Regions from separate parts of the Homo sapiens genome. Here region 2 is linked to region 1. The links are chromatin contacts, found by Hi-C or POLR2A ChIA-PET in ENCODE. All regions are on one chromosome and are shown on one strand. Each heading gives the region's core, a stretch centred on a gene start or an enhancer-like site at or near the end of the contact. The rest is flanking DNA. Distances are from core to core; before and after follow the strand shown. Region 1 holds the start of LINC02026 (long intergenic non-protein coding RNA 2026). Region 2 has its middle 15 kb from the start of LINC00887.

Region 1 (7,218 bases), core at 1,364-3,863:
GCCCAGACTGGTCTCAAACTACTGGGCTCAAGCAAATCTCCTGCCTTGGCCTCCTGAAGTGCCGGTATTAAAGATGGAAGCCACCGTGTCTGGCCAAAAAATTTTTTTAAATTAGCCAGAGGCCAGGTGCAGCGGCTCACGCCTGTAATCCCAACAGTTTGGGAGGCTGAGGAAGGCAGATCACCTGAGGTCAGGAGTTCGAGACCAGCCTGGCCAACATGGTGAAACCCCCTCTCTACTAAAAATACAAAAATTAGCTGGGCATGGTGGCACACGCCTGTAATCCCAGCTACTCTGGAGGCTGAGACAGGAGAATCGCTTGAACCCAGGAGGCGGAGCTTGCAGTGAGCCGAGATGACGCCATTGCACTCCAGACTGGGCTACAGAGCAAGACTCTGTCTCAAAAAAATAAAATAAAATTAGCCAGGCATGGTGGCACACACCTGTAGTCCTAGTTACTTGGCAGGCTGAGGCAGGAGGATTGCTTGAGGCCAGGAGGATGAGGCTGCAGTAAGCCATTATCATGCCACGGCTCTCCAGCCTGGGTGACATTGTGAGACCCTGTCTCTAAAAAATAAATTAAACAAATAAAAAATAAAGACTGATGGAGTCCAACTCAAGAACTTTAATGCAAACAGGCAGGTGTGAGGGAAGAGAGAGGAAAGGATTGCTTTCAATCACCGGCAGCAAGATAAGGAGCAGTCCAGGAAAGTTTTCAGAAGGGGATGACATTGCTATTAAGACTTACGAGCTGAAGGGAATTCAGTAGCTGCAGATAGAGCCTTTCAGATCGAGGAGGTGGCCCGCGAAGGGGATTCCACTGTCACAAAACATAAAGGCTCTGCACTTCCGTTCCCCACTCCTCGGAGAAGGAGGGTAAAACACGAAGGCTCTGCACTTCCGTTCCCCCACTCCTCGGAGAAGGAGGGTGAGAAGAGCTGGGCCCTCAGAACCCAGGACCACATAAGAAGTTTTTTCTGTTTAAGACAGCCTTCTTCTCCACTATTTGTCTGGTAAATACCTCGTCTTCAAGCCCCAGCCTAAGGACGCCTCCTCCGGGAAGCCCACCATGACTTTTCCAGGCAGGGTTAGTTGTCCTGTCTGCTGCACTCCTACTACCCTCTGTTCTAGAGAGTTAGGGAAATTTAGAAGTTAGGCAAACAGGCTCTGCCACCATTCTGCCTGAGTTCAAATCCTTGCTCAGCCACTGCGTTGCTGAGTCATCTGAAGCAAGGCACTCCCCTCTCTGGGCCTCAGTTTTACCATCTGTTAAACGGCGTAACGATGGCACTGTCCTCCTGAAGTCACCGTGAGGATGAAACAAGGCAATGTCCCTAAACCAAGTGCCTGCCGTAGTGTCTGCTCTTGTTACTCATAACCATGGGCTGCTCTTACTGGACGGTGCTTGTGACCGCAAGAACCCTAAGGGCCAGGGCTATTCATCTCTGAATCTCTCTCTGCAGTGTTTAGAGGTGCTGTCCACAAGTCAGGTGTTCAATTTCTATCTTCTGAAGGACTGAACAAAACATGGCTATGAAAAGGGACAAAATGAATCAAGCCTTAATGCAAAGACACAGTAAATGCAGGTGAAATGACGGGAAAGGAGAAAGGAATGTAGGAAAGTAAATGGGGGAGAGGAGACGGTGCACCGCCTTCAGAGGAGAAAAATTCCTATTAAATTCCTGTTCCGCCTGTAATCTCAGCACTTTGGGAGGCCGAGTTGGGTGGATCACCTGAGGTCAGGAGTTCGAGACCAGCCTGACCAACATGGTGAAACCCCATCTCTACTAAAAATACAAAAATTAGCCAGGCCTGGTGGCAGGCGCTTGTAATCCCAGCTACTCGGGAGGCTGACGCTGGAGAATCCCTTGAACCCCGGAGGCGGAGGTTGCAGTGAGCCAAGATCTCACCACTGCACTCCAACCCGGACAACAGAGCGAGACTCTGTCTCAAAAAATAAAAAATTCTCGTTCATCTCTTAACGTGGGGACTTGCCCATTTATATTTGGACGGTATTTTTCTCTGGCTGTCCCACTTCCCGGGGCCTTGGAGCTCCCTCCCCCGCAGGGCGGCTTCTCTCCTCCTCCTCCCTCCTCCCTCCCGCTCCCAGGGGAAGGGCCGCGGCCGCAGCCCTGACCTCGCCTCCCACGCGGGCCAGCAGCCGGCCAGCCCGCGGGCGGGGCAGGAAGGGGGAGCCGAGGCTCCGGGCACCCGAGATCCTTAACTGCAGCTTCCAAAGCCCTGGCTGATCCTAATCAGTGTGGGAAAGGAGCGCCGGGCCCAGCCCGCCGGCCGGAGACGCCGCCTCTTTTCATAAACTTTATCGCCGCGGTGCACAGCCGCTGATAAAGCACCATAAATAAACGAGCGGGCGGGAGTGCGCGGCTGTCTGGAGGCTGCCGGAGCGCACGCCCTGCCTCGGCCCTGCAGCTCCCGGGGGAAATGAATCACACGCCGGGCTGCAAAGAGCAGCATGTTCTCCTCTCCAGACCAAGGCCGTAAATAATAATGCGTTCTTTCCCTACGTGGAGACCCTCACCTTTTGTCTTGTGCATTCCGTAAAAAGCTCAGGAGTTTCCTTCCGGCTGCCTGGCCTCCCCTCCTTGCCCCGGGGGGTTAGGAGTGCTCTGTTCTGACTTAGGCGTTTCCCTAGGGTGGAGCTCCTGGGCCTGGGTTGGGCCTGGGCGTGTGGCTCCGTGATCGTAAGTCCCCTCTGGCTCTTGCACAACAGACCGAGGCTGGAGCAGGGCAGGGAGGCCGCAGTGGGGCCTGGGTTAGGAGGGGGGTGGTTTGACATCTCTAGTGGTAAGTGATGGTGAGCCCGGTTCCCGCCGTGGTGGCCACGGACATGTGTGGTGGATAGCCTGCTGCAGCTGAGTCATCGAGGAACCCTGGGTACAGCTTATTCAGAGGCCAAGGGAGAGTGCATACCCTGATCACAAAGAAAGAAGACTTTGCCCCACTTGATGGCGTGTTCAGCAGGCCGCATGATCCGTGTCCCTTAGCTGTTGAAGTTTTGACTTGGGGGGTGCCCGAAGTTAATCTATGGTACAATTTTGGGGAGTAGAGTTTGAGGATGATTCCATGAACATGAAACAATCTAGAAAGTCAGTGGTGTGTGGAACAGCCCAAAGCAGGCCAGCTCCGCCACAAGGTCCAGTCTCTAACCCAACCCTGCTGCCACTCAGCTCTGTGGCCTCGGGCAGCCACTGCCCTTCTCTGAGCCTCAGTTTCCCCATCCTTCTAATGATCTCTAAAGAGATCTTCCAGCTCTTCTGCTCACTTAGTGAGAAATAACATCCTTGCTATAAATTCTTCCATTTCCGAGGTGTCCCAGCACAGGCCCCTCTGAAGAAACACTGTAATGTCCACTTAGAAGAAACCAGGGCGTGGGCCATTTCTGTAACTGACACCTCGTTAGCGAGATTAGCACTGGAAATTACCTCCTGGGGAGTTTACAGAGGTTCAGGAGCCCTCTAGCCAGAATAAAGTCAGCTTGTGAGGTAAAAAGATTTAAAAATAAAATCCAGTACTTGATTACAGCATTAGGTCAGTGTTTCTCTGCGCCCCAAGGATAAGCTCCATGGTGGCTGGGGTTCTGCTTCCTGTGAGAAGGATTGGCTGGCTTGAAACATCTCATCCCCAAAAGTCAAATGTTTCCTTTAGTGGGAAGCAGGGCCGGGAAGGAAGGAACTTCTGGTTGCAGCTCTAGAGAGTGGAATCTAGGAGTCCTGATAGATTATTTATGGTTCAGCACTCCTAGAGAGTGTGGATTTTGGGAGCTGACTCCTCCAGCCATGGCCAACAAGAGCCGATCACTCATGAAATAGAAATGAACAATGGCAGCCAGGCACCGTGGCTCACGCCTGTAATCCCAGCACTTTGGGAGGCGGAGGCGGGTGGATCACGAGGTCATGAGTTCTAGACCAGCCTGGCTAACATGGTGAAACCATGTCTCTACTAAAAATACAAAAATTAGCTGGGTGTAGTGGCGGGCGCCTATAATCCCAGCTACTCGGGAGGCTGAGGCAGGAGAATTGCTTGAACCGGTGAGGCGGAGGTCGCAATGAGCCGAGACAGTGCCACTGCACTTCAGCCTGGGCGACAGAGTGAGACTCCATCTAAAAAAAAACAAAAATAAAAAATAAAAGACATGAACAAAGGCCTGGTTCTTCTAGTACCCATTTCTGACACCACATGTCCCAGGAAACATGTGGCCCCAGACAGCCTTCATTTCCTGCTCTCCGGACAGAAGGCCACTCAGTCTTGTTTCCTTTATTTGCATAATGTCAAGAAAAATGAGTCACACCAGATTGTCATGTGTTAAGTAATATTGGCAAAGGTTTCCAACTGAGTTTAGAGTTGATTTCTTACCAAGGAACAATCACTCACTCTATTGCTGATTTATTACGATGTGAATGTGATCATTCTCTGAGTCTCAGTTTTCCATCCATGAATCCTTGTGATTTTTAATTTTTCATGTAGGACTGTCACGAGAAGTAAGATTTTTAAATTTCCAGAACAGAAATAGGTAAGGGAAACATCTAAGTGTGACTCCTCCAAAATCACTCTTGCTTCCAATTTTGTCTGCTGTTATGGAGGTCAGCAACTAAGGGAAAAAAAGGAGAAAACACATTAAAAAAAAAAAAGCCTGAATGTAAAAATAATTGGACTAACCTGCCAATTATTTTACAAAGAAGAGAAGCCCTAGTGTAGTGGTCCTGAAACTTTCAGAGTCACAGAGCTTTGTAGAATCTGATGAAAATCACATCCCCCACGCTCCTATGGAGATACAAATATATACTTGTCTTTGCAGGTCATTTCAGGTGTTCAAAGACCCCCTGAAGCCCCACCTAAGGGTCCTGTTAAGAACCTCTGCTCTGGAGAATATTAAAATGTTGAGCCTCTGTTTTCTAAACTGTGAAGAGGATATAGCACTCACTCCCAGCCAGCTTCGTGGAAGAGAAGGAAGAGGCTACATAGACCTGTGCTGTTAAAACATATTGGTTCTCTGCCTGGCAGACATGTAATATTGATGCAGTTCTATTACCATCATCTGCCACAGTCGTTCCCTATTCTGCTTCATGGGATGTAAATTTCTTTACAAGACAGAAGCAGCCCTGTCTGTGAAATTCCCAAAGCAAACCCTTCTGGTAAGCCAGCACTGTAAGTTTTCATACTTGACTGTTAGAAATGTAATGAGTCCCCACGGAGACCAAAGGGAAGGCTGGAGGTAGCTCTGCAGGCTCTCAAAGGGTAATAATTGCTGGGGCAGGAACACACCAAATGATACCCTTGTGGTTTTAAAAGTCAATGCAACTTTCCAAAGAGTCCTACTTTCTCCCAGAGTAGGTTGCAGTACTTGAGAAATAAACCCACTGAAACAAAACGTTGAGTTTGGGGGAAAAGCTCCTGATATATCAGTTAAAAACTAAAAGCTTTTAATGTATCAGTAATATATTAAATAGAATCATCCATTTGGTGCAAGGAACCTAACTGCAATTTCTGCAAATATCACCAGTAAAATAAAGGGATTGGATTAGACTTTGTTGTCCTTTCATCTTCCTGGGTTTGCAAATCCTTTCAGAATTAGATATAAGATATGGTTTCTGGCCCCAGAAAATACATATTTACTAGACATGTAACTCTCACCTAATTTTACTTGCAATTTAGGGACTTTACAAAATCCTGGCAGTCCATTGTGGACGACCAGGTTCATGAAAGCTAAACTACCCATTCTCTAAGGCCTCTTCTGCCTTAATAGGCTTCAGAGACTTCAATTCCTTCACCATTTTGCAGAGCCTCTGCAAGGAGAGGAAGGAGCAAAGTGCTCTTCCTACAGCTGCTGTGAAAATAACCATGCTTTAAACACTCAATTTAGGTTATGTTTAGAAAGCATAGTCCAAATAAGCAGCTCTTCAGGACAATGGCATAAAACTACAACTTGACGTTTTTTTTTTCCTAGAAGACAGGGAATGAGAAGGATGGAAGGCCTGGATAGCGTAAGATAAAGAATGGGGTATGGTTGGAACACACAGATGGCACAGTCCTTGAAGAAGTGAGTGTTAAGGGTCTCAAGAAAGCGTGGGCAAGCAGCAATCTTGCCTCTGTGGGAAGTGGTAAGGGAAGCTACGCAGCTTCTCAACACACAGAGGGGTCCTTCGGACGGTACCTATAGCAGGCCTCGCTGTTGGTCATAAATATTGACTGCCCCTCCCTGAAAGAGGATGATATTTCTCCTTCTTCTTGACATTAGACTTGGCCATGCTATTTGCCCTGGCCAGTGAAATGTGCAGAAATGACATCTCTCACTTCCAGGCAGAAGATCTAAGAGCCAGCTCAAGTTTTACCATGTGCTCTTCTCCCCATCCACGAGGCTGGCAGGATTCTAGGCCTACTGCACCCTCAGTGAAGGGAACGTGGGGCAGCGCTGCAGTCAGCCTCTCAGGCATCAGGTGAGTGCAAGAAAATATTTTTGATATTGTAAGCCTGTGAGATTTTGGAGTTGCTTGTCACTGCCGCAGAGCCAAGCCTAACTTCCTGATATACTACCATCCTCCTTTGGGAAGGAAGAGAGACGGATTGCAGCACCAGCCAGCGTCTGAAGGAACTACGTGCACCCTCCTCTTTCCATCCTCCCCACTCCTGACGCTGTTAACAGCACTCTCCTGTCATGGTTAGTGCTAAGTGTCAATTTGATTGGGTTGAAGGATGCAAAGTATTGTTCCTGGATGTGTCTGTGAGGGCGTTGCCAAAAGAGATTAACATTTGAGTCAGTGAACTGGGGGAGGCAGACCAACCCTCAAAGTGGCTGGGCACCATCTCATCAGCTGCCAGCACGGCTAGAATAAAGCAGGCAGAAGAAGGTAGGAGAAGCTGACTTGCTGAGTCTTCTGGCCTTCATCTTTCTCTTGTGCTGGGTGCTCCCTGCCCTTGAACATCAGACTCCAAGTTCTTCGGCTTTTGGACACTTGAACTTACACCAGTGGCTCTCTCTCTCTCTGGCCTTCAGCCACAGACTGAAGACTACACTGTCGGCTTCCCGACTTCTGAGGTTTTGGGATTCAGACTGGCTTTCTTGCTCCTCAGCTGGCAGAGGGCCTATCATGGGACTTCATCTTGTGACTATGTGAGTCAATTCGCCTTCATCTATACATCCATCCTACTAGTCCTGTCCCTTTAGAGAACCCTGACTAATACACCTCCTCGTCCACTACG
Region 2 (7,218 bases), core at 2,308-4,807, 290 kb after region 1:
TATGACTCTTTCAGCAGAATGTCAAAAAGTCTAATTTTCTGTGGACTCCAGAAAAGTTGATTTTGATCAGATCAACAAGCCACCTCAGAGTGTTGAACTCATACCCTCTGGCTTTTTCTGCTAATGACTATGAAATTCACATTCAGTGATGAACCTCTTCTCAGGATGGAATGCTTTTATAGTAATGCCAATTAATAACTTTCTTCTTCTCCTAGCCCTCTTTGTGATGTTGAATCACAGGGCATAGATGCTGGCAGGGCTTTAGAGGCACTAGTAATGTGGTTTTTAAATTTTTTTCATTGACTGATCAGCATCTTTCATCTCCTTGGTTCATAACCTGTGAAGTAGGCAACAGCCTGGATCATTATCCCCATCTTATACGCGAAATAACCAAGAAAAAAAGCGGCTAAGCCACTTACCCAAGTTGTAGAGCTAGGTCTAGAACATGTCTTATGACTCCCAAACAATGCTCAATCTACTACATCAAACTTCCTTTCTCTTCCACCCTGCAGATTAGATGCAAATTACTACATGCTTGAGCTTCACCGAGAAGGAAACCAGCTCAGAGAGGAGTAGAGGTCTGGCCTTCATGGCAGTGTGGGAGAGCTCCTTGACTCTTACCCTCCCTCCAGAGACAGAAACAGTTTCCCTTCAAACCATCATGAGGATTGTTGCACGCCAGCTCTGTCTTAACTTAAATATGACTCCAGGTCAATATCAAAAGGAAGGTGACAGTGTCCACCTACCCATTCCCCAGTAGCTGGCCACATTGTGCCGTCCTAGCCACAGCTGAGCCTGCTCCAGGCCATTCTCTTGAAACACATACTAGCATCCTCCCCCGAGCCCAGCTTCCACTGACAGGCAGGCTCTGAATCCAGCAGGCTGCTGCCTGAAGCAGCTCCCAGCAGGAGCTAGATGGAGGCCGGCAAGGTTACAGGTGCTTTTCATCCAGCCTCACAGGAGAGCACCAACTTCCTGCTGCTAGAAATTTGTCTGCAAATTTTTGTCTTCATTCAAATCGATGGATAGAAGCCGGGAGACACTGGGGTGATATGATAACTTGATTAAGCCCCAGAACAGATGACACGGTAGCTTAAAGGCCATGTGCTCTCCTCCTTAACCTCTCCCAGGGAGACCGCAGGCTTTGCTAGTAATTGGCCCATTGTCCTTCCACTGCGATTCCTGCACAAGCCGGGAATCGCCTGGCTAGGGGCTCCTCTCTGGGGCAGCCTTAAATACTCTCAGACCAGTCAGGCCTAGGGAACTGTGAAAAATACCTGTGCAATGGAACATACCAGAGTCACATTCTGAGAAGCTAAAAATGACCCTTACTGAAAACAATGACCTAGGATATTCTCCCATCCTCAAGCACAACTGTAAATTGCAACACACACAGGGATGAAAGCCCAAGACTGTTAAAAGGTGTTCAAACTTTTAGAATATTCCGTTCTTTTGGGGGAAAATCCCCCTGACCTTTCATTTTTGTCGAGGTTGGTGTCTCCTGCTGGATTACCCATTATTGAGAATGTTTTTGATCAACCACTTCCAGATACTCTGGCATTCACTGGTGTGAGCCCGTCTTGGGTGAGCTAAGGTGGATACCTGTGTATATCATTGCCTCTGGAAAAGAGATAGGTGGGTTCCAAGCCAGAAAGAAGAGTGCTAAATAGAAGATATAAGTAGAGCTGGGCGTGGGGTCGTGAACAGTGGCTCAGGCCTGTAATCTCAGCACTTTGGGAGGCTGAGGCGGGCAGATCACCTGAGGTCAGGAGTTGGAGACTGGCCTGGCCAACATGCCAAAACCTCGTCTCTACTTTAAAAAAAAAAAAAAGGGCCGGGCACAGTGGCTCACGCCTGTAATCCCAGCACTTTGGGAGGCCAAGGCGGGCGGATCCCGAGGTCAGGAGGTCGAGACCATCCTGGCTAACATGCTGAAACCTCGTCTCTACTAAAAATACAAAAAAAAAAAAAAAATTAGCCAGGCGTGGTGGCGGGCGCCTGTAGTGCCAGCTACTCGGGAGGCTGAGGCAGGAGAATGGCGTGAACCCGGGAGACGGAGCTTGCAGTGAGCGCGGCACTGCACTCCATTCAGCCTGGTCGACAGAGCGGGACTCCGTTTCAAAAAAAAAAAAAAAAAAGTAGCCGGGTGTGGTGGCGGACGCCTGTAATCCCAGCTACTTGGGAGGTTGAGGCAGGAGAATCGCTTGCACCTGGGAGGCGTAGGCTTCGGAAAGAGGAGGCTTCAGTGAGCCGAGACCGCATCACTGCACTCCAGCCTGGGCGACAAAGCGAGACTCCATCTAAAAAAAAAAAAAAAAGATGTAAGTAGATATTTGCTGTGATGATAGTTTTGCATTCTATTTTAAAATCTTCTGTCAGTCTTTGTTCAGTGATAGACTTAAGACATTTAAGAGCTGAGAGGGAGCGGAACACGAATCCCCTCAACCCATTTTTTTTTAGGAATATATGAGAGGAATAAAATTCGCTACTGTCTGCTCAAAGTTTGAGTTGGACCCTTGCTGGGGAATGTGAAAAACAAAGCTGTTGGTGACGCTTTGAAAATCAGCAAGGTGTACTATTAAAGGTTAAATAAATGCTATTTTAAATTCTCATTCATTATGATTTATTGCTCAAGTCTCCCTATGAGAAAGAGGGCTACAGTATGCCAACATCACCCCTTTCTGTCTTTGTCATGGGAATGGAATGTCTTTTGAACTGCTAAAGTAGATAATTCCATGCCTGGAAGAAAAACGAAGGCAGGGGGAGGGGAGAGTAGAAGGAAAAAAGATCCTCTCATTTCCTAATAACTGCAAAGGCCAGGAATGTGCCACAGCGGCATTCAGGAAAATTCGGCGATGCGTGCCACCGTTGGGTGCGCGCCCCGTCCCTCTAGTGCCAGGTGGGGGACTGGGAAGCCGCCTCTGCCATCTGCCAAGGACCCACGCGGCCTGAGTGATTTACCCATTCCCGGCAATGGCGAGATTTCTTTCTAAAAAAAAAAGAAAAAAGAAAGAAAAAAAAAATCTTTGTTGTTTCACCGTTGGCCTCTTGGCCTCGAAGGGCAGCGCGCGCCCCGCCTGCAGTCCCCCGGGCCGCGCGGCTGGAAAGGCCTCTCTGAAGGGGGCGTTCCGCTCTGCCCACTGCGACTCCGGCCATTGTCCTCATTCGCCCCGCACGGGGACTGAGGAGGGGGCTTTTTAAGTAGTTCCCCGGGAACAAAGGGGACTCAGGCGCCGGGCTTCATTACGGGCTCGTTGGCCACACCAGCGGCCCCGCCTCTCGCCACAGCCTCGGCCACAACCAGCCCCAGCCAGTGGCTCAAGGCCGCCGCCGCCGCCAGCTTGCTGGCTCCTCCCGGCCCTCCCCCTCCTGCCCCCTCCGTCCCCTCCCCTCCAGCCCCGGGCCCCCGCTGCGCCCACGCCCCGCCGGACCGCTCCCGCCTGCCAGGTAAAAGCAGAGCGCCGGGATCCACCCGGCCCCGGGCCGCTCCAGACCTGCCCCACGCCCTGGCGTGTCCCTTTCCCGGTGGGGACCCTCTAGCGGCCTGAGTTTGAGAGAAGATCTAAGCTAAGCCGCCACAGCGAGGGACCACATTGAGAAGATCGGAGCCTGCCTGGCCGTTGTGAGCCTCCTCTCCTGCGGCTGAACAGACCTAACTGACTACAGCCAGGAGTGGGTCATTCGAGGGTCAGGAGAGGTTTTAGACGTAAAATACACACGTGGGTGACCTCAAACATACTCTCTGAGCCTCTTGTTGAACAAAATGGAGCTAGGCAGTTTGGGGTTCTTTGTTTGTTTGTTTTTACATGGAGTCTCACTCTGTCACCCAGGCTGGAGTGCAGTGGTGCAATCTCGGCTCACTGCAACCTCCGTCTCCCAGGTTCAAGTGATTCTCCTGCCTCAGCCTCCCAAGTAGCTGGGATTACAGGCACGCGCCTCCACGCCTGGCTAATTTTTGTATTTTTAGTAGAGAAAGGGGGTTTCGCCATGTTGGCCAGGCTGGTCTCGAACTGCTGACCTCAGGTGATCCGCCTGCCTCAGCCTCCCAAAGAGCTGGGATTACAGGAGTGAGCCACCACGTGGAGCTAGGCAGTTTTAAGAGTGATCAATAATGTATGAGACACGCTCCTTTCTAGTAGGTGCTGCTTAAATCATAATTAGTGTCATTGTCGCATGGAACCTACAGCATCCAACGTAAGAGGCTTTGAAAAGTGCTTCTGGGCCGGACAAGGTGGCTTCCCCCTGTAATCCCAGCAACTCTTGGGGCTGAAGTGGGAGGATTGCTTGAGGCCAGGAGTTCAAGCACAGTCTGGGAAACGTGGCAAGAGCTCATCTCTAAAAAATAAAATCAATTAGCCAGGCATGGTGATGCCCACCTGTAGTCTTAGCGACTCAGGGGGCTGAGACACGAGAATTGCTTGAGCCCAGGAGTTTAAGCCTCCAGGGAGCTGTGATCACAGCACGGTACTCTAGCCTGGGCAACAAAAGAGACCCAGTCTCTTTTAAAAATTTAAAAATAAAATAAGAATGAAAGTGCTCTGAAGTGATGAGGACCGCAATGGAGCGTCAACAGCAGGCTAGGAAATCATAGCACGTGCTCCTCCACTGAGAGAAACCTCCTCCGTGCGCCCCCTGCTCCTGCCTAAGCTCCTCTGCAGAAGGACCTTCAAAGCCTGGGGCAAGCTCCCCCGCAGGTGCTGCACAATGATAAATCCTGATGCATAAGAGCCCCAGACAAGGCTAATGGGCCACGCGTGGGAAGCCAGGAGGTAATTGAATGGAGAGATTTCCCTGGGTGGCTGGGAGGGCTGCTCCACGCTGAACCATGCCAAGCTCCACTGCTCACAGAGGATCTGGCCAGCGCCCGCAGGAAGTGGGTGAAAGAACATTCACTGGTAGAAAAGAGTGCAGCCTCCCAGGGGAGCTTCCCATAGGGCCAAAGAGCTCGCACTCCAGCTCCTCGGTGGCACCCCGGATTAGTTGAAAGGCTGCCCTCATTGGTGCCCGCCCAGAGGACTCCTGATACATCAGATGAGGCCTGGGCAGGCAGGTGGGAAGCACAAACCCACAGGCAGCTGAGAACAGATACAAATCCTCTCCTCCATCCAAACAGAAGACCATTTGTTCCTTCTCCGTTGGGGTGGGCACTGAGGAAGGCAGTTTGTTGCAGAGTGGAGCAGACAGCAAGCTGACTGCTGTCCCCAGATTGCCGCCCACACCTAACCAGGACTAGCCCTGGGAGCAAGGAGGGAAAATGTAGGACAGTGACCAACGGTGGCCCTGCGGATGGGTGAGCACACTCCTACTCCTTCACACAGCTCATACCAGGCACCAGATCCCAGTGATGCTGTGTCATCCACAGCACACCAGCGGTTACACCTGAGGTTCCCAAAGAAGTAATGGATTTGGCATTTTCTTTTTTTCTTTCTTTTTTCTTTTTTTTTTTTGAGACAGAGTCTCACTTTTGTTGCCCAGGCTGGAGTGCAATGGGACGATCTTGGCTCACAGTAACCTCTGCCTCCTGGGTTTAAGTGATTCTCCTGCCTCAGGCTCCCGAGTGGCTGGGATTACAGGCATGCGTCACCATGCCCAGCTAATTTTGTATTTTTAGTAGAGACGGGGTTTCTCCATGTTGGTCAAGCTGGTCTTGAACTCCTGACTTCTGGTGATCCACCCGCCTTGGCCTCCCAAAATGCTGGGATTACAGGCATGAGCCACCGCACCTGGCCGGATTTGGCATTTTCTTTTCTTTTTCTTTTTTTTTTTTTTTTTTTTTGAGACAGAGTCTTGCTCTGTTGCCCAGGCTGGAGTGCAGTGGTGCCATCTCGGCTCACTGCAAGCTCCGCCTCCCGGGTTCACGCCATTCTCCTGCCTCAGCCTCCCAAGTAGCTGGGACTACAGGCGCCCGCCACCACGCCCGGCTAATTTTTTGTATTTTTAGTAGAGACGGGGTTTCACCGTGTTAGCCAGGATGGTCTCGATCTCCTGACCTCGTGATCCGCCCGCCTCGGCCTCCCAAAGTGCCGGGATCACAGGCGGGAGCCGCCCGCCCGGCCGGATTTGGCATTTTCAAAGCACACTATCGTTTTCTTGCTGGATTGATGTCTGGCAAGCTTGCCTGATAACTGGCCTGGGTGTACTTCCTTCTTTGATTTGTATATATTTTAATCTTTTATTTACATGTCCTGCCTATTTTTTTCATAGTGACCGTGAATTAACTGGAACAGTTTTTTTAATTCTTAAAAAAAGAAACAGAACCCATTGAATAGTCTTAGAACTTAGATCTACCAGTGAGAGAAACTGCTAGTTGAGACTAAAATAGAGCTTTAAACTACCAAGAGATGTAGAGGCCCGGGGCGCTTGTGGGCAAGCACGTGTCAGCATGGGGAGGAAGAGGCACAGCCGCAGCCCAGGACCCATGCTGATGCCCTCACCACTTCCATCCTCTCAGATAAGATCATTTCACTCCTGAGAGAGGATCTTCCTTCTCCTAAAGCCTCCTAAACCTCACGGCCCACACCCAGTCTCTCCGACGTGAAGGGACGCTGTCCTAGGGGCGCCGGGGAGCCCAGTGCAGTCTTCCTGAGGCAAATGTGCCGCACAAGGTTTTCCCCATCTGGGATCGGGGAGCAACTGAAGGCCTGGCTGCTGGAATGCTCCTGAAACACATTAGGTGAGCAGGCCTCAGGCAAGGAGGGATGAGGCCCAGGACCGATGACGCAATCTTGGCCTCCGCTAGAGGGCTGGCTTGGGAAGGAGGTGGAAAGCTTCCATAATGAGATTCCCAGCCCGGCTCAGTCAAGCAGAGGCAGTGACTTTAGCCAAGGGCCTTGCTCTGGATGGAGCAGAATCCTACGGGCTGCTCTTGGAAGAACTGGTTTAATCTAGAGCAACACGGTCTCAAAATAAGGGTATTTGTGTACGGGAGGGATGCTTTGGGGGAGAGGAGAGAATATGTAAATATTTTTTGGTGGTGGTTTTAAAAGTCTGGGGAGAAATCTGCTAAATGAAAAACTTAACATACATTTAATATTCACGTGCATTGCATATAATAAAACAGTCCATTTTAAGTCTAAAGTTTTGCTTTTTAAAAACTCTGTGAAAGCTTCAAAATGAATTTTGTTCAACCTCCTCTCTTAACTCGACACTTAAATATTAACTGAACTGTTTCTGAACTCCGATTTTGAACTAGTTAAAAATCTTATTTCATTAGACATT

What was found. A loop is a pair of places that touch in the nucleus more often than their neighbours do. ChIA-PET counts read pairs that join two places held with the same protein, here RNA polymerase II (POLR2A). Pooled maps may share reads with other maps.
Region 2: a map of endothelial cell of umbilical vein shows a loop between it and region 1 (6-fold over the local background). The contact joins the enhancer-like site here to the promoter of LINC02026 in region 1. A Hi-C loop is called at or near these places in 5 of 168 maps with a recorded cell type or tissue (ascending aorta, endothelial cell of hepatic sinusoid, endothelial cell of umbilical vein and 2 more), 9 of 37 single-sample maps with no recorded cell type and 9 of 50 pooled maps. POLR2A ChIA-PET finds 5 or more read pairs at or near these places in 3 of 52 experiments (AG04450, GM10248 and activated CD4-positive, alpha-beta memory T cell).

Annotation. Positions count from the first base shown.
Region 1 is chr3:194,001,046-194,008,263 of GRCh38, forward strand. It overlaps LINC02026 (long intergenic non-protein coding RNA 2026), which reads right to left and starts at 2,614. Exons shown (of 3, transcript NR_033944.1): 1 at 2,540-2,614. It overlaps LINC02028 (long intergenic non-protein coding RNA 2028), which reads right to left. Exons shown (of 3, transcript NR_136179.1): 3 at 4,411-4,609. RefSeq lists a silencer at 2,140-2,309 and an enhancer at 2,673-3,188.
Region 2 is chr3:194,293,859-194,301,076 of GRCh38, forward strand. No RefSeq gene overlaps it. Among named protein-coding and RNA genes, the nearest start is that of LINC00887, 15 kb to the right of the region's middle. Within about 2 kb of position 3,558, at least 20 of the 41 ENCODE cell types and tissues checked have a DNase peak (open chromatin) inside an H3K27ac peak, as active enhancers do; they include ascending aorta, endothelial cell of umbilical vein and ovary, where a contact is called at or near this core.